2 separate regions of the Homo sapiens genome follow, and region 2 is linked to region 1. Evidence: chromatin loops called from intact Hi-C (ENCODE). Cell type or tissue: IMR-90. All regions are shown on one strand. Each heading gives the region's core, and the rest is flanking DNA. Links, peaks and the distances in the headings are about the cores only. Region 1 overlaps GOLM1 (golgi membrane protein 1). Region 2 overlaps ISCA1 (iron-sulfur cluster assembly 1).

Region 1 (11,810 bases), core at 2,284-10,283:
GGGACGCAAGGGCTGGCTTCCAGGACAAGCACATGCATTATGTGTACTCCACTTGGACTCGGAATCTACAGACAGCATGGCCCTAAATACAAGGGTGCATTCTAGGCAGAACATGGAGAAACTAACAACCCAAATCTCAATTTTTTAAAGAGATAATCAACTCAAGATAAAAGAAAGGTGCCACTGTTTTAGGAAGGAACGGATATCTACAGCTAATGACAGCATCTCCTTAGAATGGAGAGAGGAAATGGAGCTGCCACTGTGAGACACGTGAGAAGGTGTCCCTCATACTTAGAGCATGAGAGCACCCATTACTCTATTCTTCCCTGGAGTGGGCAGCAGCCAGAGAAGATGAGGACAAAAGGCTTTCAAGAGACCTACTCAAAGGGTTTAACTTACATATTTTATATGTGTATGCAGGCTGGTAAACAAAATCTTTTTTTTTTTTTTTTTGAGATGGAGTCTCACTCTGTCGCCCAGGCTGGAGTGCGGTGGCGTAATCTCGGCTCACTGCAACCTCCGCCTCCGGGGTTCAAGCGATTCTCCTGCCTCAGCCTCCCGAGTGGCTGGGATTACAGGCACGTGCTGCCATGCCCAGCTAATTTTTGTATTTTTAGAAGAGATGGGGTTTCACCATATTGGCCAGGATGGTCTTGAACTCCTGACCTCATGATCCGCCCACCTCGGCCTCTCAAAGTGCTGGGATTACAGGCATGAGCCACTGCGCCCGGCCAAACAAAATCTTTTTTAAAAGTGCACACCTGGAAAAGCAGCTCTAGTCTCTTTCTCTGGCTCACTGCCTGGGGTGGAAACTGCACAGGCCTATGTGTCCACCGCGTTTCTTCAAATGAGGTCACCACACCTGCATCTAGAAGCAGGTGCATCCTGCAGGCACTGTGGCATCTCAGGCCCACCTTTGTTACGCTTTGTGACCAGCCGCTGAGGGGTCTGACACTGGAGCGCCACAGGCTGAGCGAGCCAGTGAGATCTCCCCGCCTCACACACCACAAGCATCTTCTTGCTGGGTGAGCACGGAACACAAGGACAGAGCAGGGATACTTAGGGGGAGGCTGACAAAATCCAATTCTTTAACTGGAACTTGGAAGGACACGTTCTTCAGTAAGACACTGAAGTGAAAATTAGATTTAAATGGAATCAAGGTAACTTCTGCAAATAAGTGTATTCTCCAACTTCTGTGACTTGGTCCACCCCAGAGCGCAGGTGTCATGTCCTCAGAAGTGTTCCTGGCTCAGGTGGGAAGGACATTTTCCATATCTGAAGGGACTGAAATACATCCTGGAATAGTCGGTTGATCTCCAATTCCTACCCTTTATTTCTTTAAAAAGAAAAGAGTCAACCAAACCAAAAAGGAGTGATTCACATGTCATTTTTTCTCAATGTTCACATATGCATTAACCTTCATCTACCCAATATTCCTTCCTTCCTTCCTTCATTCATTCACTAGGCACTGATTGTCTAAATGGCACCAGACACTGCACGACGGTGGACATACAAAAATGGGGCATGTGGCCTGCCTGCCAGGAGGGGGCGTCCACTTGATGCTAAGCACCCATCTGCAGGCCATCCACTTGCAAGGTCCCCTCGACTCCCTGCCAATATTGCATCTAAAACCTCGAGTTCTAGAGCATATGCTGCTCTTCCTTCCTGCCTCCCTCTTGATAACGAATAAGAAACCTTCAAACGAAAAGGAATTGGCAAATTGTGGACTGCTGTTTGGTAAAATTCAGGGTGATATGTTGGTGCTGGGAAGGACATGGAGGTGGGCTGGGTGTCTGGTGGAAGGGAGTCCACAGCGGCCCCCGAAACTTCACACCCACCTTCCCCGGCAGCTTCCTGCTCCTCCTCCTGTCCGTCGGGGATGACAAGCTGGTCTCGCTCAGGGCCCTCCATCTCTGGATTTTCCTGGCTCACTGACAGGGCAGCCTGCACCTGTGGGGTCTGGCCCAGTTCTCCGGCTCCCCCGAAGCCTCTTCCACCTACAGGTCTGTCTTCCACCACCTGCTCCCGGCCTGGCTCCTGCGGCAGCCTGTCCCTCTGAGGCTCCTCATTCACCACCTGGATCTCATTGGTTTCCTCTGTGCACAGAACACAGTTAGCTGTGACCTTGCCAGCATTTGATTTAAAAAAAAAAAAAAAAAAAAAAGCAAAACCTGGTGCCACTCAATTCCCAGAGCCTTCCCAAGGAGTGGGGGTGGGGTGGGCTGCACACAGGAGAACAACCAGGTAGCTCCTTTTGTGACCTCAGCCACAGACTGCAGGCCTTTCTGTGCCTGCAGCTCATCGTCAGAACCGCGACAAAGGGAAAAGTAGCTTACCAAAAAAAAAAACAAAACAAAAAAAAAAAAACACCTGGACTAAATTACCTTGACAAGGTACAAAGGGAAAAGGGTATCCTGCTGAGTGACCTGATCATCGGGTCCGCTGGAGCAAGCACTTGGGAGCCAGGGCAGGCAGGCCCACCCAGGGCTTGCTCACAGACACAGCAGCCTCCTGGTTCCCAGTGTCTGGGGCTCAGCCGCCTCCCCCGAGTCCCACAAGCCCACCAATGTCCTGCATAAAGGTGCAGCCTGGGCCTTTCTCTACACAGCTGCCCAGGAACAAGGCACTTCGTTTACAAGGAGGAGACATCTGTCAGAGAAGCCCCAAAGCCCCAATTCCAGGGGCCCAGAGAGACACGTCCCTGCTCCTGGCTGCGCCGCTGCCGGGTTCACTGACTGCCTCAGCAGCTCGCTGGGACTGCTTCCTCTGATGGGGCTCTGGAGAGCTGGGAACAGGGCAACTGCTGGGCTCTGCTTACCTTTCTCAACTTGTCTCTTTGAATCCAAAACCACTTCGGAACTGGGGGCTGGTGTCTGGGACTTGCTGTTACCAAGCACGTTTCCCTTCCCTTGTGGCACCTCTGTGTGTGGCAGGCCTGCTGCCTGCAGCCTGGGCTGAGGCTCACTGAGGGCTTGGAGCTGAAACAGAAGCACAGGACAGCCAGCCAGGGCAGGGCTCTGTGAACAGAAGCCGTAAAAGAATCCTACCAATGCAATGAATCCCACCAATCCCACCACCATATCCTTCCAACCAAGACCCCGAGAAACGCCACAGTCTACTCTGGTCACGCCCTGGTCATGTGGCGTAAATCAGAAGACAAGAGGTTGAGTCAAGGTCTCCCAGAAAGTACTGTCAATACAGAATAAAACTGGGCAGTGATTCTGCTGAGAGGAAGCATTTACGGAATAATAAAATACCTAGGCGGAAGATCAACAACAAAAAAGACATGAACGACACAATACTCCTTGACGAAACAAACATCTGCAGAACCCTCAGCCTAGCAAGGGCAAACACACCTGCTTCTCAGGCACACACACAATATTTTCCAGGATGGACAAATGGCAGGCCACAAAGCAAGCCTCCATACACTTAAATATTTAACTAAAATCACACAAAGTAAATTAATAGAAATGGAATGGATTATAAATCAATAACAGGATGAAACTTATGACATTTGCAAATATTTGGAAATTAAACAACACACTCCTAAATAACCAGTGAGTCCAACAATAAACCACAACACAAATTAGAAAATGCTTGGACAGCCAGGCGCGGTGGCGCACACCTGTAATCCCAGCACTTTGGGAGGCCGAGGCAGGCAGATCACCAGAGGTCAGAAGTTTGAGACCAGCCTTGCCAACATGGTGAAACCCCATCTCTACTAAAAATACAAAAATTAGCCAGGTGTGGTGGCAGGCACCTGTGATTCCAGCTACTTGGGAGGTGAGGCAAGGAGGTGATTTCCAGCTGAGGCAGGAAAATCGCTTGAACCTGGGAGGTGGAGGTTGCAGTGAGCCAAGATCATGCCATTGCATTCCAGCCTGGGGCGACAGAGCGAGACTGTCTCTCAAAAAAAAAAAAAAAAAAAAGAAAATGCTTTGCCACAAAACAAAAACACAGCATACCAAAACTTATGGGAAGCAGCTCCAGCAGTGCTTAGAAGAAATGTACACCTTCAAGCATCTGTATTAGAAGACTTCCAGTTTTCTGTTCCTCACGTGAGAAGCTTAAAAGTCACCACTTAGTCCTAACAAGTAAAAAACTAAACAGACTGAAAAGTTATCAGCTCTTCTTGGATCCATAGGAGAGGTGAGGACAGAGTGTAAATCACTGTCCTTAAGCCTGGAGACAGACAGCCCAATACAGAGAGTCCCGGCTCACCAGGACAGGCTTGGGCAGACATCACCACGGGAACTGGTGTCAGGGTGGGAGAGCCTGACCCTGTCATTTATGAACTGTTTGAGGCTCAGTGTGGATGAGTCTGAGAGTTAAAAACCTGCCCCAGCCAGGCGTGGTGGCTAATGCCTGTAATGCCAGTACTTTGGGAGGCTGAGACGGGCTGATCACCTGAGGTCGGGAGTTCAAGACCAGCTTGACCAACATGGAGAAACCCCGATATACTAAAAAATACAAAATTAGCCAGGTGTGGTAGCGCATGCCTGTAATCCCAGCTACTCGGGAGGCTGAGGCAGGAGAATTGCTTCAACCCGGGAGGCAGAGGTTGTGGTGAGCCAAGATTGCGCCATTGCACTCCAGCCTGGGCGATAAAAGCAAAACTCCAACACCAAAAGAAAAAAAAAAAAAAGAAAAAGAAAAAACCTGCCCCAGTCATAAGGGACTCCCATACTTATGAGTTTTACCCCTAGGAGCTCAACCAGGCTCTCAGTGAATATTAGAGAAAGGCTCTCAGTGAACATCAGAGAAAAATCGGCTTGTGCTTCCAGCAGTGTGGCGGGGAAAGGAACCATTCTGAAACAGGCCAGAGTGCTCTATTCTCCTTAACCAGGCCGGCCCTCACGAGGAGCGCATTACCCAGAGCTCCTGCGGGCATATTATCTGAGCCTAACTGACCTGGGGGAATGAAACACCCAACTCCAGTAAGCTCTAGACTTCCACGTGGGAGAAGGAAGCTACTCAACTCCAGCCCATTCCAGCCACTTTGTCCCACTGGGGTAGGGAGTGGGTACTGAAGAGAAGCATAGGGGACATTCACAGCCAAGGGACTCAGGCTCACTAAAACACTCAGGCTCACTAAAAACCCTCATACTTACAGCACACTGATTTCTGACAAAGGTGCCAAGACAATTCAGTGGGGGAAAAGCAGTCTTTCTTTCAACAAGTGATTACTGAGACAACTTGATAACCGCACACACACAAGAATGAAGTGGGAGCTCTACCTCACACCATATGCAATAATTAAATTAACTGAAAATGAATCACAGGCTTAAACGTAAGAACTAAGAACGATAAAACTCTGAGAAGAAAATGTAACAGTAAATCTTCAAGATCTTGGGTCAGGCAAAGTGTTACTAGATATAATACCAAGAACACACAACAAAAGAAAAAATAAATAAAATGGGGATTTTGTCAAAATTAAGAACTTCTGTGCTTCAACTAAACACCAGCAAGAAAGTGAAAAACCCCACAGAATTGGGAAAAAAAACTTGCAAATCATATATCCATTATCATATATCTTTAATAAAATAGATTTTAAAAACTCTTACAATTCAATAATAAAAATAACTCAATTAAAAAATGAGCAAAGGACCCAAATAGACATTTCTTCAAAGAAGATATACAAATGGCCAATGAAACATGTGAAAAGATGCTGAATATCATCAGGGATATCACAGTTATTAGGGAAATGCAAACCCAAACAACGAGCTGCCACTCCACACCTGCTAGGAAGGGTATCATGAAAAAGGTAGTATCAAGAGTTGGCAAGGATGTGAAGAAACTGGAGCCCTCATAAACTACTGGTGGCAGTCGAAAATGGTATGGCCACTTTGGAAGAAGTCTGGGAGTTCCTCAATAGGTTAAATATAGATTACCATATAACCCAGCAGTTCCACTCCTAGGTATTAACCAAGAGAAATGAAAACATATGACCACACAAAAGCTTCATGTTCATACGGCATTATTCATAATAGCCAAAACATGGAAACACTCCAAATGCCCATCAACTGATGATGAATAATCCACATGTGGTCTATCCACAGGATGGATTAATCAGCCATTAAAGGGAATGCAGTACAGACACATGCTGCAACCCCGATGAGCCCTGAGGTATTCATACTCAGTCAAAGATACCAGACAGTCCGGGCGTGGTGGCTCACGCCTGTAATCCCAGCACTTTGGGAGGCCGAGGTGGGTGGATCACTTGAGGTCAGCCGTTCAAGACCAGCCTGGCCAACATGATGAAACCCCGTCTCTACTAAAAATACAAAAATTAGCCAGGTGTGGTGGTGGGTGCCTGTAATCCCAGCTACTCGGGAGGCTGAGGCAGGAGAATCGCTTGAACCTGGGAGGCAGAGGCTGCAGTGAGCTGAGATCGCGCCACTGCACTCTGGCCTGGGTGAGAGAGCGAGATGCCCTCTCAAAAAAAAAAAAAAAAAGTCAGACACAAAAGGCCACACATATATGATTCTATTGACAGGAAATTGTCCAGATTAGGCAAATCAAGAGACACAAAGTACATTAGCAGTTGGCTGTCTAGGGCTGTGGGGACTGAAGAGAGAACTAAGGGATACACGGTTTCTTTTGTGCCAATAAAAATGTTCTGAAATTGACTGTGGTGATGGCTGCATAACTTTGTGAATATACTCAGAACCCATGAATTGTAAATTTTCTATGGGTGAATCATAGGGAATGCAAATTATATCTTAATAAAGCTGCTATATTTTTAAAAAACTACTCAAAGATCACCCAGAAGGCTTCAAGCAGCAGCTTCGTGGGCTGTGCTCTGCACAGGAGGTGGAATGACAGCACGAGACATGGAGTCGGCCAGACCTGAGGTCTTGATGGGCTCTACCACTGACCAGGTGGTGTGACACTGGCCACAGAACTTAACCCCTCCCATGGGGCTGGGGTCCTCAAGTCAGGAAAACAGCAACTCTCTCCCAGGCTGGCTGCGAGCTTTAAATACGATAATTCCCGTAAAGCCCTGAGCTTGTGAAGCGGGGCTGGAGGTCAGAACCCTTGGTTAGGGTCCAGTCATCCCAGTACCAGGTTCTGCTCTGTTATATCTCAGGGAGCCAAGCCCGCAAAGGAGGGCAGAATCCAGAGAAAGCCAGGCGGCACATAAAAGAAACAAAATGCCTGAAGATAGGGGTACCTTCTAGAAACTCTTGGCAAAAATTCCCCAGTTACCTGCTGTCTCTGGTCGTTGTTTTCACTCAGGTCTCTGGAAGCTACAGCTTCATTCCCCTTTTTGGTGACCTCTTCTATTCGCTCCTCACACTGTTCCTTCACCTCCTTCATCTGATTGATGCACTGGCTCCTTTGGTGAAAGAAAGCAAAGGAAGGGCCTGACGTCTATGACTGTGTCTCTGCTGGACGGTGACATCCACTTCCATAAGAGACACAGACCCTCTTCCTGCTTCAGGCACTTCATCTGAAGAGGGCACTTAAGACAGGGCAACACGGGTGTGTGTTCAACAATTAAATGACCAAAAGAAACACACTAAAAATCATCATCCCATTGTTCTAAAACAGTGAACTTTACTGATTAGGCAGAAAATTTTTTTTTAACATACAATCTGTAGAATAATAAAAAAAATATGTATTGGTCTTTGTCCCTGGCTACTGGCACAGAGCTCTTAAAAGCCTTGGAAGTTCCTGAGTGGATATCTGGCGATTCACAAGCCCCTCTGGACCATACTTGAGTTTATACTAATAAGGGGGTCTTGGAGGTGGGGAAGGATGGGCGTCAGATAGTTTCAGGACAGAGGCTGACTGCCAGAGGAACTAGCCACATGACTGGAAAGTTGGAACTTTCAGCTCCACCTCCTCCAGGGAAGGGAGGAGTGGAGATTGAGTTCAACCCTGTGGCCGATGGTGTAATCAATCATGCCTACATAAAACACTCAGACAAACTCCGGACCAGAAGGCTTGGGGAGCTTTCTGGCTGGGGAGCCTAACGATGCACTGGATGGGGGCGGCTGACTCCACAGGGCAGCCGTTCCTGTCTCCCCCCGGCGCCTGCCCTCACCTTAGGACTCTACCACTGGGCTGTTCTGTAAAAGTCAAAACAGCTTTCCTGAATCATGTGACAGTCATCCTGGCAAATTATCAAACTGAGGGGGTGGCGGGTAACCCTAAAGCTGTAGCCAGCCAGGCAGAAGTGAGGGTGGCTAGGGGACACATCAAGACTTGTGGCTGGCATCTGAGGTGGGAGCAGTAGTATGGGAGGGAGCCCCTTAACCTAGGGGGTCTGTGCTAAGTGGGTAGTATCAAAACTTGAACTGGGGCCAGGCGCAGTGGCTCACGCCTGTAATCCCAGCACTTTGGGAGGCTGAGGCGGTGGATCACGAGGTCAGGAGATGGAGAGCATCCTGGCTAACACGGTGAAACCCTGTCTCTATTAAAAACACAAAAAATTGGCTGGGCATGGTGGCGGGCTCCTGTAGTCCCAGCTACTCGGGAGGCTGAGGCAGGAGAATGGCGTGAACCCGGGAGGCGGAGCTTGCAGTGAGCCGAGATCGCGCCACTGCACTCCAGCCTGGGCGACAGAGCGAGACTCCGTCTCAAAAAAAACAAAACAAAACTTGAACTGGAGGACACTCGGTTGAATTGCTATTGCATTGCTTCAGCTTGCTGCCTGGATTTATTTTAAGAGTATTTTGACAAGTGCCAGAGCTATGAAGTAATTAAGAGAATTACCCACTCGTTTTGCAAATAAGAATACTAAGGGGTGACATGGTTGTCTGGCATGGACCAGGGTCAGAGGGAGGTGGAAACTGAAGCCAGACTCCAGGGCTCCTTACTGTTGTGCCCTCTCCACCACACAGCTCACCTTTTCTGAGTTGCAGGCATTTCAGAGCCAAATGTGAGTGAGTACTACATCAACCTCTGACTCTTGGAATATACCCTTGAGTTCAAAGCACCACTGGGTCACAATGTACCACACACAGAGAAGGGAACCAGGTGCTATGGAAATAATGCAGTGCCGAGTTCCTGACCTTGAACAGCTGACAGATCAGGTGAAAATTTCATTTAAATACAATTCTCACAAATATACAAGCCACAGGTGGTAGATTAGTGCACAGGAGCTGAAACATAGCGAACAAAAAGCTGTCTGTATACTGTAGAACTAAATGAGCAGGTCGTTTGCTATCCCTGAACCTTTAAACCTGCAAAAGGGAAGTACTGATTGCACCTGCTCCCAGCCCTGCTAAAATCAAGTACGAAGAGCCTTTATCTCACAGCCTTGCAGATCAACTGGGGCTTTCCATGTTCCAACTTGAGAGCCAGGAACAAACTACCTCCATCCTCAATTCTGAGACAAAGGTCATGCAGATTGTGACAGTGTTTCTTCCTGAGGACTTAGGTTGGCTTTTTCTTACATGTAAGTGGCAAATATTCCAGCACTAACTGGAGCTAAATTGGAGAGGAATACAGGACTTGGCCACTAGTGATTATTCTAACTGGTGCAATTGATGGCCAGAGTACCACTGATGGAATGTGTTCAAGTACAAGGATCTATCAGGGCAGGTGATCCCATCACCCAGGGCACCGACCATCACTGTATTACTTTATATGCCAGTGTCAACATTGGAAACTGTCTCCTCATAGCAGGGAGATGAGATGGCGAGCGGTTCATCTCATGTGCTGACTCCAGGTGCTTCAGGGAGAAAGAACGCAAGGCTATTTTCGGATGGAGTGCAGTGATTGCTTAGTGATGCCTGCCACAGGTGTAGGAGAGTAAAAAGTGGGATGTGTGCTGACTGATTCAAACGGAAAGAACACTACCTTGTACATCAGGAAACCTGGCCTCTCCATCAGCTTTTGTGTTCTCGGCACTGCCTTCTATAGAAGGATTAGACCAGACAGGATGTTTTAAGGGAGGGCGTGCAGATATGTTTCAGAGGCCCATATAATTTGCACAAATTGCACACTTTAGGCAGGTGTCCATTTATAAGTTTGCTAACAAAGTGTTCGTACTTTTTATCAGATTCTCTAAAAGGGCCTATAATCCAAAGAAAGTGAAGAATAACTAGCTTTTTTTTGCTTCCAACACTCCACGAACATTATCCCTGGGAAGCACTGCATATCTGGTACACGGCCTTGGGCACAAGTAGTGAAATAGGCACAGTCAGCCAGAAAGAGCTTTCAATCTAGGTATCAACCTGCCAGGAGCAAAAGGAGTGCATCCTACATGTGTCTCCAGCCCAGCTCAGAGGTGTCCACCCATCGCCTCGGCCCAAGCTTTCCTACATGGGGAGCAGAGATTCCTTCCCTGTCACTGGATCCTGACTGATTGCCAGCTAGGTCAAAACCTTCTCGGCCAACATTTATCAAGTGAGGCCATTTATGGCTTTTTGTGTTTCAATCTATATGAGGGAAATATTTGCATTAAGGTTTCTTTAAGGATGAATAATAAGACTGAGGTACTTCATTTCTGTCTAAATGCAATTCTTTAATTATGAGCCTAACTCAAGGTTTCTCAACCTTAGCACTGTATATGTTTTAGGCCAGATAAAACGTGACTGTGGGAAGCTGTCTTGTGGATTATAGGATGTTTAGCAGTGTCCCTGACCTCTACCCACTAGATGCCAGTAGCAGCCTCCTTGTAAGCCATGACAGACAAAAATGTCTCCAAACATTGCCAAAGGCCTACTGGGGACAAGACTGCCCCCACGTGAGAACCACTGGCATAGCTGAATAAGATTCCACACACAAGTGACAATCACATTTCCCTTCTATTGACTGGCTGCTCATGTCCTCTACAGAGACGTGTACTTGGGGCTTCATGTTTTCAGTTGTATGTGGTTATAAAGTTAGTAGGAAGATATTACGGCAGGTGGACAATGTTTTGGAGGAACATGGAAATGCCGAAGAACGCAATGCACGTGAGGCAACTGATTCTCCCAGGTTGCTGGTGACCACACAGATGGCTCAAATCCTTTCAGAATGCAATTTGACAATTCACACCCAGCAACAAGCTAAACTACAGATGAGCCTTTTAGAAGGAAATAATCCAAAATGGTAATTTTTAAGACAATTAGGAGCTATACGGATGTTTTAAATATAATGCAAGTAATGTAATTTTTTAAATTTAAAAATTAAAAAATAAGAGGCTGGCCGGGCACAGTAGCTCACACCTGTAATCCCAGCACTTTGAGAGGCGAAGACGAGCAGATCACTTGAGGTCAGGTGTGCGAGACCAGCCTAGCCAACAAGGTGAAACCCCATCTCTACTAAAAATACAAAAATTAACCAGGTGTGGTGGCACGTGCCCATAATCCCAGCTACTCGGGAGGCTGAGGCAGGAGAATCACTTGAACCAGGGAGGCAGAGGTTGCAGTGAGCTGAGATCGTACCACTGCACTCTAGCCTGGGAAACGAGCTGTGAAACTCCATCTCAAAAAAAAAAGAGGCTATAGCTAATGTGTTGTCATTATTTAGGAGACAAATTATGGCAATGGATATTTTTATCCTTAAAATCCCTTTTATCATCGCATGTCTATCTAATTTTACTTTTATAAATAAAATTTTTGTGGCTGGGTGCGGTGACTCATGCGTGTAATCCCAGCACTTTGGGAGGCTGAGGCAGGCAGATCATGAGGTCAGGAGTTTGAGACCAGCCTGACCAATGACAGGGTTTTAGTAGAAACCCCGGGCGTGGTGGTGGGCGCCTGTAGTCCCAGCTACTCAGGAGGCTGAGGCTGGAGAACTGCTTGAACCTGGGAGGCAGAGGTTGCAGTGAGCTGAGATTGCACCGCTGCACTCCAGCCTGGGTGACAGAGCAA
Region 2 (13,519 bases), core at 3,544-11,543, 240 kb after region 1:
AAAAAAAAAAAGGATTATAATGGAGCTGAAAATTCCCATTGCCTAGCAATGCTGTAGCCACCATAATATCACAAGACAACCCATTACTCAGGTGTTTGTGGTGATGCTGGTGTAAACAAACCTATACTGCCAGTCATATAAAAGTCTAAGCATGTTCAATTATGTACACTACATAATACTTGATAATGATAATAAATGGTTATGTTACTGCTTTATGTATTTACTATACTTTTTATTGTTTAAAATTTTAGAGTGTACTTCTACTTATAAAAAAAAAAGTTAACCGTGAAACAGCCTGAGGCAGGTTCTTCAGGAGGTATCCAGAAGAAGGCATCATTATCACAGAAGATGACAACTCCATGAGTGTTACTGCCCCTGACGGCCTTCCAATGGGATGAGGGGAGGTGGTGGAAGACAGGGATATTGATGAACCTGACCCTGTGGAGGCCTAAGTTAATACGTGTGTTTTTGTCTTAGTTTTTAATTAAAATGTTTATAAAGAAAAAATTAAAAATAGAGAAAAGCTTATAGAATAAGAACGTAAAAAATTTTTGTTATTTGTACAATGTGTTTCAAAGCTAATGTTATCACAAAAGAGTCAAAAAAAAAAAAAAAAACCCCAAAGCTTACAAAGTAAAAAAGTTTCAGTAAACTAAGGTTAATTTATTATTGAAGACTAAGTGTACAAGGTTTATAAGGTCTATAGTACTACGGAGGAACGTCCTAGGCTTTCACATTCACTTATCACTCCCTACTCACTCACTGACTCACGCGGACAACTTCCAGTCCTGCAAGTTCCATGCATGGTAACTGCCACAAACAGGTGTACCATGTTTTATTTTCTTCTTCTTCTTCCTTTTTTTTTCTTTTTTTTAAGAGATGGAGGTCTCGCTATGTTGCCCAGGCTTAAGGGCAGTGGCTATTCACAGGTAAGAACACAGTGCACTATGATGTCTTTTTTTCTTTTTTGAGACAGAGTCTCACTTTTTCACCCAGGTTGGAGTGCAATGGCATGGTCTCGGCTCACTGCAACCTCCGCCTCCTGGGGTTCAAGCGATTCTCCTGCCTCAGCCTCCCAGTAGCTGGGACTACAGGCGTGTGCCACCACACCCAGTTAATTTTTTGTATTTTTAGTAGAGATGGGGTTTCACCATGTTGGCCAGGCTGGTCGTGAACTCCTGACCTCATGATCCACCCACCTCGGCCTCCCAAAGTGCTGGGATTACACAGGTGAGCCACCACGCCTGGCCAGTGCACTACATTCTTGAACTCCTACACTCAAGGAATCCTCCTGCCTCAGTCTCCTGAGTAGCTGGGACAACAGGCTTGTGTTAACACACCCGACCACATTTGATCTTTTACAAAATTTTCTTAAGCTGATAAGCAACTTCAGCAAAGTCTCAGGATACAAAATCAATGCACAAAAATCACAAGCATTCTTATACACCAATAACAGACAAACAGAGAGTCAAATCATGAGTGAACTCCCATTCACAATTGCTTCAAAGAGAATAAAATACTTAGGAATCCAACTTAAAAAGGACGTGAAGGACCTCTTCAAGGAGAACTACAAACCACTGCTCAATGAAATAAAAAAGGATACAAACAAATGGAAGAACATTCCATGCTCATGGGTAGGAAGAATCAATATCGTGAAAATGGCCATACTGCCCAAGGTAATTTATAGATTCAATGCCATCCCCATCAAGCTACCAATGACTTTCTTCACAGAATTGGAAAAAACTACTTTAAAGTTCATATGGAACCAAAAAAAAAACCCGCATCGCCAAGTCAATCCTAAGCCAAAAGAACAAAGCTGGAGGCATCACGCTACTTGACTTCAAACTATACTACAAGGCTACAGTAACCAAAACAGCATGGTACTGGTACCAAAACAGAGATATAGATCAATGGAACAGAACAGAGCCCTCAGAAATAACGCCGCATATCTACAACTATCTGATCTTTGACAAACCTGACAAAAACAAGCAATGGGGAAAGGATTCTCTATTTAATAAATGGTGCTGGGAAAACTGGCTAGCCATATGCAGAAAGCTGAAAGTGGATCCCTTCCTTACACCTTATACCAAAATTAATTCAAGATGGATTAAAGACTTAAACGTTAGACCTAAAACCATAAAAACCCTAGAAGAAAACCTAGGCATTACCATTCAGGACATAGGCATGGGAAAGGACTTCATGTCTAAAACACCAAAAGCAATGGCAACAGAAGCCAAAATTGACAAATGGGATCTAATTAAACTAAAGAGCTTCTGCACAGCAAAAGAAACTACCATCAGAGTGAACAGGCAACCTACAAAATGGGAGAAAATTTTCACAACCTACTCATCTGACAAAGGGCTAATATCCAGAATCTACAATGAACTCAAACAAATTTACAAGAAAAAAACAAACAACCCCATCAAAAAGTGGGCAAAGGACATGAACAGACACTTCTCAAAAGAAGACATTTATGCAGCCAAAAGACACATGAAAAAATGCTCGTCATCACTGGCCATCAGAGAAATGCAAATCAAAACCACAATGAGATACCATCTCACACCAGTTAGAATGGCAATCATTAAAAAGTCAGGAAACAACAGGTGCTGGAGAGGATGTGGAGAAATAGGAACACTTTTACACTGGTGGTGGGACTGTAAACTAGTTCAACCATTGTGGAAGTCAGTGTGGCGATTCCTCAGGGATCTAGAACTAGAAATACCATTTGACCCAGCCATCCCATTACTGGGTATATACCCAAAGGACTACAAATCATGCTGCTATAAAGACACATGCACACGTATGTTTACTGTGGCACTATTCACAATAGCAAAGACTTGGAACCAACCCAAATGTCCAACAGTGATAGACTGGATTAAGAAAATGTGGCACATATACACCATGGAATACTATGCAGCCATAAAAAATGATGAGTTCATGTCCTTTGTAGGGACATGGATGAAATTGGAAATCATCATTCTCAGTAAACTATCGCAAGGACAAAAAACCAAACACCACATGTTCTCACTCATAGATGGGAATTGAACAATGAGAACACATGGACACAGGAAGGGAACATCACACTCTGGGGACTGTTGTGGGGCGGGGGGAGGGGGGAGGGATAGCATTAGGAGATATACCTAATGCTAAATGATGAGTTAATGGGTGCAGCACACCAGCATGGCACATGTATACATATGTAACTAAGCTGCACATTGTGCACATGTACCCTAAAACTTAAAGTATAATAATAATAATAATAATAAAAGAAATTTCACTATACTTTTTCTTTGTTTAGGTACGTTTACACAAATACTTACCATTGTGTCAGAACTGTGCACAGTATTCAGCACAGTCACGTGCAGTACAGGTTTGTAGCCTAGGAGCAACAGGTTATATTATCTAGCTGAGGCATATGGTAGGCTCTACCATCTAGGTTTGTGTAAGTACACCCCAGGATATTTGTCCAATGTCACATTTCTCAGACCGTCTAGGTTTGTCTAAGTACACCCCAGGATATTTGTCTAACGTCACATTTCTCAGAATGTATCTCCAATGTTAAGTGATGTATGACTGTATCTGCATTATACTTACTGCTTGAGCATCCCAAATCCAAAAAGCTCCAATGAGCATTTCCTCTGAGTGTCATGTCAGCACCCACTTTTAAAGTTTTGAATTTGGGAGCATTTCAGATTTCAGATTTTTGGATTGGAATGCTCAACTCGTACTTATTTGACACAGATATAAAACTACTGCTTACACAAAAACTGTTGGTTCACTGTGAGGTTTAAGGCTGGTTCACTTTTTGGACACAACGATGATCTTTCATAGTTAAAACAAGCTTATATAATAATTTATCAATTAGTTACTAAGAGCAGTCTCTGGAAAGAATTTTACTAGGCCACTTATTATGACCTTAAACTATTTAACCCCTCTGTGCCTCAGTTTCTTCATCAGAAAAACAGGGATAATATGGTACCACCCACATTCAGCATTGTGTATAAATCAGTTAATACATGAAATTCCATCAAACAACACCTACACACACAGTGAGCATTATTTACATAATTCCTGCTACTATCCTTATTTTTTACTTTGTGCTGTGCAAGGCTAATAATTTTAGGCAAAACAATGTGCCCAAAAAATGTTTGTTAAAAACTCACCATCTTGAATAACTTCTTCATCAGAATCTCCTTTTGTCTTTGTATATTCTAGAGTATAAGAAAGGCCATTACAGCCCCTGGTTCGGACACCAACTTTTACACCTACCTGAAAAAGAAGTGAAAATATAAACTTGGTTTTAAAGTAGTACAGATTAAACAATTATACTAATAAAGTGACAGTAGCCTCCTCGTACCAAAATGGACTTTCTCTTATTTTTTGTAGGACAGGGTCTCACTATGTAGCCCAGACTGGTCTCAAACTCGTGGACTCAAATAACGCTTCCACCTCGGCCTCTCAAAGCATTGGGATTACAAGGCAGGAGCCACCCCGTCCAGCCTGGGACTTTATTTAAAATGTCTTTGCTCTACCTTGTTCTGTGAGATATCCTCTGAATGTTTCCTTATGGTTAGGATTCACCAGGGTTCATAGTCCACCATCTGGCAATCCTACCTCTACATGGGATCTGAATTATAGTGCAGACTTGTGTACAGTCTCAAATACCAGAAAGCAAAAGACTGCAGTCAATACAGACAAAAGAAGTTTAAAAAAGTGACCAAACAGCACTTTAAAAGTATCAATGTTTACATTAATGCAATTTTCAAACAGTATCTACCTAAGTTCTCTGTCTTAGAGCTGAGCTGATTTTTCATTTAAATACAGTCATCCCTTAGTATGCATGGGAAATTGGTTCCAGGACTAACTGAGTATACAAAAATCTGCAGATACTCAAGTCCCTTATGCAAATGGCACTGCATTTGTATATAACCTATATACATCTTCCCCTGTACTTTAAATAACTTCTGGAGGACTTGAATACCTGTAACAATGTAATGCTACATAAACAGTTGTTATACTGTATTGTTTAGAGAATGAAAGTCTGTACATGTTTAATACAGATGCAACCTTCTATTTTTTTCCCAAATATTTCTGACCTATGGTTGATTGAATCCACGTATGCGGAACCCACAGATACGGAGAGGTGACTGTATACAGCAAAAGTATCATAAGTACTATTTCACCAGCAGTTCCTGATTCTACAAAGCCGAATTCTTGTTTCATTAGGCCAATTTGTAGTCTACTCATCGGTCTATCCAAATTGAATCAGAACACTGATATCCTTTGAAATTTAATAATTTTAAAAGGTAGGTTTGAGAACTTCCATTACATTGTAATGTAGTAGGTTAACAACAGAAACCAGAAATCACCCCACCGTCTAATTATTAAATATTGCAATCCATTACTTGAAATGATTTACAGCATTCCATCGGCAACTAACAATGTACAATTAAGATGATACACACATCCCTAACTCAACAATTCTGTATCTAGGAATGGATCCTATGTAGGTGGACTAAGCCATGCTTACAGTTCTAGAACAATGAGCCTGGCACACTGCAGACACTAAATAGTTGCTGAATGGTGTTTGCGGCAGCACTGAATGAAAACGACCCTTTAATATGGGGACTGGTTAAAGAACTCAAACTTGTTCAATGGAATATACTCTACATGCAGCCAAGAAAGGGAGGCAGATCATTACATAATGACATGGAAAGATCTTCAAGCCATTATTAAGGGTAAAAAGCAAAGTGTAACAAAAAAATTTATGGTAGGAAGAGATATACACAGGAATAACAAGCCCAGTCTAGGCCAGTGGTTGCCCTCAGGGAGACATTTTTGGTTGTGACAACCAAAGCTTTGTGGAATCAGGAACTGCTGGTGAAATAGTACTCACCATACTTTTACTCTATACAGTCACCTCTCCGTATCGGTGGGTTCCACATATGTGGATTCTTTGGTTGAGGCAAAGAGGGGGTACTACTGGTATCTAATGGACAGAGGCCACAGATGCTGTCAAACATTCTACAATCTGCCCTAAAGTGTCAACTGTGAGGAGGCTGAGAAAATCAGGTCTAGCCGCTTCAAATGTATACATTATCCCTGGAAGGATACCAAAGAGATTGCTTCTTGGAAGGAAGAATGACGACGAAGAGTCAGGTTGAAAGAATGACTTCCTTTTAGTTAAATACCCTTTTGTATTATTTGAATTTTTTAAAAATCCTGAGTATATTTTACATTTTAAATAAAAACCCCTAAATGAAATAATACTGTATATCATGGGATAAATTCATTCTGAAAATGCAGCTTCAGTTTTTTACTGAATAATTAACTGGTTTTACTTACATGCTCAGGCTTATCTTTAAGAAGTTGTTTTATCTTGTTTACTGCTGAAGGTGTCTGAAAAAAGAAAATGATGTTTTTAGCTACAAAACTTGTTATTCAAAGCCTCATATTTATCAGTCTTCGTAAGTCTGTCTTTAGCAAATTCATGTGACAAATTTATGTTCCATTCTTGCCAGGGTACCTTATGGACTTTATATAGAAACACATAAACTATACCTAATTCAAAATATCCTCTTTATTTAAAAAAAAAATCTGCTAGCAACATCCTTTTAATCTTGCTCCTCAGTCCAGGTTGGTTCCCTGTCCTTCTCTCTATGGTGCTATTCACTCACATTACAAATGCTATTTTTCTGGGCAGCATCTATTTTGTGCACCAACTCTATGCCCAGGAACCAGCATGTTGCCTACGACAAAGAGCCAATGAAGGAATCAAGTATCTCACTGGGAAGGCCAACCTTCAGGTGTTTTTCCTGTTGATTATTAATCCTACTGCTTTTTTTTTTCTTACTCACAATCCATTTCTAATCCATCAAAATGCATAGCTTGAGGAAACAGTGTTACCAGCATAAAATAACCCAGGGTGTGCTTCTTGCACCAGTCCCACCAAATGCTCACATAGATTTTTTTCAACGTGGATTAAACCAACATCTCAGGAGATCTAGATGAACAAAACTAAGCTAGTCAATGACAGAAATAAGAACAAGGAGGAGCTGTTTCCCAGAGAAATGCTGTTTTAACATAGCTCAGCGGGCCTCAAAATGAGAAAAACATCACAGTTTGTGTGAAATAGGTCGGTGTTGCCAACCCCACTTCTTTGGGAAGGAGACTGTTCCCCGACATTCCTGGCCCACTTCCTAGCTGTGCCTCCAGGGCAGTCACCCTAAGTGGCTTCTCTGACTTCTATTCCCTTACTGGTGAAACAGGGATAACAGTTCCTCCTCCTCCTGATTCTTGTGAGGATTAAATATTTAAACTCATGGAAAGCATTCAGGACAGTGCCAGGCACAAAAATACCAAGTATTATTATGATTATGAGAGTACATCATAATGAAGACATTATGTGCGTCCTTCCTACTTTATCAGCTCCTCTAGCTGGCAGTGCTCTGCAGGCCCTCCAGTCCCTTGTACTGACATTTTACTGTACAGTAAAGTCTTTGAGACTGCTTGTGAAGTCTCAAAGTCTGGATATTACGACCTAAGACTTGGTAGTAAACTGAGGCCAGGACTGACACCTGGAAGAGCCAGCCCAATGGATGGCCCTAGAGTGTGCTCTCCTGCCCTGTCGGGGTTGGGGCTCAGCTAGATGAGCATGCTTAAACACAGTACAGACCCAGTTTAGAAGGGCATGAAAGCAATTTGGAATGTGAAGACCAACATGTCTTAAACATTTTAAATAGAAAACAATGCACTGCACTTAAAAACGTGAATGTTGTTTAGTAAAACTTTTAATTCAGTTATTAATATATAGTATCTGTGTATATACATTTCTTATTACATGTCACTGTAAAAAAACAAACCACTACCAGTAGGTGGGCCTCTAAAGGCCCATGGTTTCCCATGGTTCTGTCAGAAAAGGAGGCATGCAGTCCTCCAACGCAGGAAGTAGCACACAGGGTGGAAGGAGAAAACAGGGAAGAGCAGGATTATGGTTTTGTTTTTGTTTTTTGAGTCACAGAATACCAACTTTAAATAGTTACAGAAATAGTTATTATTTTTTAAAGTGCTCATTACCCTTCTAAAGCAGTGGTCCCAAATGTTTTTGGCATCAAGGACTGGTTTCGTGGAAGACAATTTTTCCACGGATAAGGGGAATGGTTTCTGAATGATTCAAATGCATTACATTTATTGTGCACTTTATTTCTATTATTACATTGTAATATATAATGAAATAATTATATAACTCATCAAAATATACAATCAGTGGGAGCCCTGAGCTTGTTTTTCTGCAACTAGATGGCCCCATCTAGGGGTGATGAGAGACAGTGACAGATCATCAGGCATCATTCTCATAAGGAGTGCACAAACTAGCCCCTCACACCTGCAGTTCAGACTAGGGTTTGTGCTCCTATGAGAATCTAATGCCCCTGATGATCTGACAGGAGGTGGAGCTCGCTTAGGTGGTAATGCTTGGCTTGCCTGCTGCTCTCACCTCCTGCTGTGAGGCCCTGTTCCTAACAGGCCATGGACCAGTACCAGTCTGTAGCGCAGGGACTGGGGACCCCTGTTCTAAGTGATTGTCAATAAAAGCTAGCTTTCTTATCAACCACATGTAAATTTTCACCATATTTTCCTATGTGCATGCTGAAGAAATTAATCACTTACTGTCAAATAAAAATAGCTTTCTGTAAGTTTATTTTAAAAAGGCATAGCCTGGCTGGGCCTGGTGCCTCATGCCTATATTCCCAACACTTTGGGAGGCCGAGGTGGAAGTATCACTTGAGGTCAGCCAAGGTGGAAGGATCACTTGAAGTCAGGAGTTTGAGACCAGCCTGGCCAACATGGTGAAACCCCGTCTCTATTAAAAATACAAACATTAGCTGAGGATGATGGCATGCGCCTGTAATCCCAGCTACTCCGGAGGCTGACGCATGAGAATCGCTTGAACCCAGGAGGCGGAGGCTGCAGTAAGCCGAGATCATGCCACTGCACTCCAGCCTGGGAAACAGAGTGAGACTCTGTCTCAAAAAAAAAAAAAAAAAAAAAAAAAAGGCATAGCCATGGAAAATATCCGCGGGAACTAAAATCTGAAACGTGGTCTTGGTTTAATCTGAGTGGATCAAAGGCACAGATGGGCACACCACTGCATGATCTAAACAAAACAAATGTGTCTGTCACACTACTCCGTTTACCAGCCCCAAATATATAATTTTTTTTATCTCCAAGTGGTTTTCTAAATTATCTAATTTGGTTTTACAAAGTCATCTATTTTCTTATTTTCTCAACTTTTAGCAGGAAACACTTAAATACAGTAAATGAAAGCAATTCGTGGGGATTGGTCTACTTATCACCAAGTTGCTGATGTTCACATCTCATACTGAAGGACTCTTTAAGGGAAAAGTAACATTCAACAGGAACCTGTGTGCCTGGGAAGCTGCTGTTACAGGAACTAAAATATGTCTTAATTTTCCTGTGCCAGGCCAAAACCAAACCTACTCCACTGGGAGGGTGTTACTAATGATGGACAACCCAGGTCAGTACTCAACCAAGGGAAAAGGTTCTTAGAACTTTCAAAGTGACTGATCTGATTTTCAGAACAAGGGAGAGTGGTTAAAAGGGAAGAGTTGGGACTTAAAAAAAATCGAGCTATAAGAGGTACTTTTTGTGTCTCAGTACCAGGGAGAGGCTAAGAATCCTACCCTGCTTTAAGTCTACATACTCTGGCAACTTTGTGCTTAGGTAAAATTCATGTGAGAAACAGCATAAAATCTTCAACTACACAGCATGCTGCAGGGCCTAGCAGCCTGCCAGTACCAGTGCACTTCCCAGAACAACTAAGAAACATGTAATTCTCAAGAAATTTATGTACTATTAATGAATATAGCTTACCTGAGATTTGGCCCATGTTTTAAAATTTAAGAGCTTCCTGAAGCCCACTAAAATATGATGGTTTTTACTCACATGCAAATCACAGGAATATGACTTTTAAAGTGAGAGGTTATCTTTGAGGTAAGGTATTTTGGCCTAATTGAAAAATAAATATATTTCCAAGATGTTTCCGCTGTTAAAATTAAGGGAAAAGGCATTGTAGATGAATGTTTTATCACTACTTCATAGCAACACGCTTTCTAATCCTTGTAGGAGAAACTTTTCATTCTCAATCCTGTATTTCTTTAAGTAACTCCCCAGGCAATTTTCATTTTTTGCTGTTTAAGAAAATTAAATTAAATTCAAAGCTAAAGTTAACTCTGTGATTATGCATACTAAACATGTGCCAACAACTACAACTTAATTTCTCTACAAACATGGCATTTTAATGTCAACATATCAATTTTCTGGGGGAACAAAAGATGGTAAATAAATAGAGCCAGTGAACAAGTACAGTGTATTTTATTAAAATCATTCTTTAACAGCCATGGCTGGCATTAGAGTGTCAAAATAAGAAAAGACAAAAGCATTCTCTTTTGTCTTTTCTTATTTGTGTATATGTGTATATACACATCCAAAATACATATAATATACAAATATATATTTGTAGGCCAGGTGTGGTGGCTCATGCCTGTAATGCCAGCACTTTGGGAGGCCAAGGTGGGAGGACGGCTTGAGGCCAGGAGTTTGAGACCAGCCTGTGCAACAGAGCAAGACCCTGTCTCTACAATAAATTAAAAAAAAAAAATTAGCAGTCAAGGTGACATGTGCCTGTAGTCCCAGTTACTTGGGAGGCTGAGGTGAAAGGATTGCTTGAGCCCAGGAGTTTGAAGCTGCAGTAAGCCATGATCATGCCACTGCATATGAGCCTGGGTGACAGAGGAAGATCCTGTCTCTAAAAAGAAAAAGGTTTGTAATCATGGCATATATACATAATTTTGCAGCCTCCATTGAAACAATTTAACAAATTATTTTTTCATTTGATACATGGTAATAAACATATATTCACCATTTACTGAGCACCTTCTAAGTGTTTAATGGTTTAAACGTAACATCTTTTTATTCCTGCCATTGTGATTTAGGTATTAAAGATTAAATAATTTGCACAGCATAAGTCAAAGAATGAAGATTTATAACGCTGAAACTTAAAAAAAACCATAATTTACAATGACTACATCCTTCACCAACAGGATCTACTCTCACGTACTTAACCGTTCTTTCACTGTTAGACTGCTAGGCTACTTCCAGTGCTTCTTGTGTAGTATTTCCTAAACTGCCTTCGTATAGAAATCTTAGTGCTTGGTCACTGTTCAAAAGGACTTCTGGTTCTAGTCCAATGAACTAACACACAGTTCCTTACTGAGCATTAAGCATTTCCTAGCTTCTCAACTGGACTCCAATAGAAAGTTAAGCCCTAAGGCACCTTCCGTACACAATGAATTCATCAAGAATGATAGTGGCTGTGCACCATCATTCTCTCATAGAACTTGGTTGAGTTTTAATGCACAGCTGTGATCCACCCCAGTCCTACAAATTAGAGTTGCTCTGACTTGTACAATGATGGAAATAAATCTGTCTGCAAGCAGGGCACTATTTACTCTTCAGATTCTTTAATCACATCTGGCTCCTGCAAGTTCAATTCCACTTGTCAATTTCTAGATATGTAGGGAAATAGGGAAGATGTAGATAATCTGATAATGACAGCATTGAACTGTGTTATATTATCAGTTACTTTTCCTAGCCTTTTGTTGACATCTGGTAGACTCCACACATATAGCACTTTTCAAATGTTGCAACATGTCAAATTCCTAACATCAAAATTTATATATCCAGGTAACATTTATCCCTTCCAATCAGTTTTACTGAATTAGGTATACTTGTGTTTGCTCTTATCTGTCTCTACTTATTAGACCCAAGTAACATTTACCTCTTCCAATCAGTTTTACTGAATTACGTATACTTTTGTTTGCTCTCTTATCTGTCTCCATTCATTAGGCCTTTGACGGCATCACTACTTTTGCACTTGACGATACATGCTGATGATAAACTAAGCACAAAGAGCAATACATGCCATAGTGTCCTGACTAGGGCACGAATGCTGGAACTAAAATGACTGCAAGCCCACCAACACAGGCTGTGTGGAAAACAGCATTGATGTGCCTTCTCTCTGGTACAGCTTCTGAGAAGCTTCTAAAGTCAGCCATACTTAAGTAGGACAACAGAGTACAGACAGTAGACTCCTGCAAGTTAATCAAAACAGCTGAGTCAGGCAACATGGATACCTTGAGAACTGCTATGATAACATGTACTGAAGCAGAGGGGAGCAAGTGTGGAGAGAGACCAAGCCTGAGAATGTGCAGTGCTATTACTCCTAGTAAGAGGTGGCAAAGGCTTGGCCTGCGACTGTGCCCCGTAGGCTGGGAACTGTATAACTCATTCATTTGTCTTGAAACACAGCAGATCTTGATAAATGTCTGCTGAATGACTAGGAATGGAGAGAAAGGGACTGACATAGAAATTCTGAAGGAAGGGCAAGGCACGGTGGCTCATGCCTGTGATCCCAGCACTTTGGGAGGCTGAGACGAGTGGATCACGAGGTCAGGAGTCCAAGACCAGCCTGGTGAAGATGGTGAAACCCCATCTCTACTAAAAATACAAAAATAAATAAATAAATAAGCTGGGCATGGTGGTGGGCGTCTGTAATCCCAGCTACTCAGGAGGCTGAGGCAGAGAGTTGCTTGAACTCAGTAGGCAGAGGCTGCAGTGAGCTGAGATCACGCCACTGCACTCCAGCCTGGGCAACCCAGCGAAACCCTGTCTCAAAAAAAAAAAAAAAAAAAAGAAATTCTGAAGGAAGAGGTAACATGTCAAATGGTGATGGAGAAAGACATCAGGGACCAGGCATGGTGGCTCACACCTGTAATCCCTGCACACTGGGAGCCTGAGGCAGTGGACTGCTTGAGCCCAGGAGTTCGAGACCAGCCTGGGCAACCCAGGGAGACCCTAGGTGCATGCATGACGGTGCACACCGGTGGTCCCAGCGACTTGGGAGCCTGAGGTGGGAGGATCGCTTGGGCCCAGGAGGTTGACGCTGCAGTGTGCCATGATTGCACCACTGAACTACAGCCTGGGAGATAGAGTGAGACCCTGTCTCCAAAAACAAAACAAACAAAAACAAACAAACAAACAAAAAACAAAAAACAAAAAACCCAGTTAATAGGGTTGCTAAAAAGCAAAAAAGAAAAGGCAAAAACTGTTCCTGAACCTTCTGGCTCTTCCTGGATCTACCATTACCAGTGGAAGAATTCTGAATAATTCTTACTGAGATTGAAAGAGACACAAAGAATGAGTTGTGCCCTCTAGTTCTTAAAACCTTGTTTAATTCTACATCCCACGGTGTATGAAAATAAGCTTGCTCCTACAGAAAAGAGGTAATATAGAATGATACATAATCAGTACACTAGTAGTACCATATATAATCAGGGTAATATCAAAGGCCTAAAAAATTGATTATAAAAATAAATTCTCTCACCTGATCACAATTTTCTTCTACTTTGCTACAAACTTATTTTCTGGTAATAGGCCCTTT

Evidence for each region. Hi-C counts contacts between places; a loop is a spot of excess contacts. Peaks named below come from ENCODE experiments on the same cell type or tissue, not always from the same donor. Only the 100,000 strongest peaks of a DNase experiment are listed, where the experiment ranks them.
Region 2: it touches region 1 in a loop (2.2-fold over the local background); 2 of 110 quality-filtered maps call a loop at or near these places.

The regions. Positions count from the first base shown.
Region 1 is chr9:86,033,530-86,045,339 of GRCh38, forward strand. GOLM1 (golgi membrane protein 1) reads right to left here. Exons shown (of 10, transcript NM_016548.4): 6 at 7,210-7,339; 7 at 2,819-2,978; 8 at 1,839-2,096. Among named protein-coding and RNA genes, the nearest start is that of GOLM1, 60 kb to the right of the region's middle. RefSeq lists an enhancer at 2,381-3,316. In IMR-90, for the core only: no CTCF peak of the experiment used is centred there; DNase peaks (open chromatin) are centred at 6,022 and 7,882.
Region 2 is chr9:86,267,844-86,281,362 of GRCh38, forward strand. It overlaps ISCA1 (iron-sulfur cluster assembly 1), which reads right to left. Exons shown (of 4, transcript NM_030940.4): 2 at 6,346-6,399; 3 at 4,164-4,269. LOC124902194 (a long non-coding RNA gene) reads right to left here. Exons shown (of 2, transcript XR_007061634.1): 2 at 10,374-13,519. Among named protein-coding and RNA genes, the nearest start is that of ISCA1, 7.9 kb to the right of the region's middle. In IMR-90, for the core only: no CTCF peak of the experiment used is centred there; no DNase peak of the experiment used is centred there.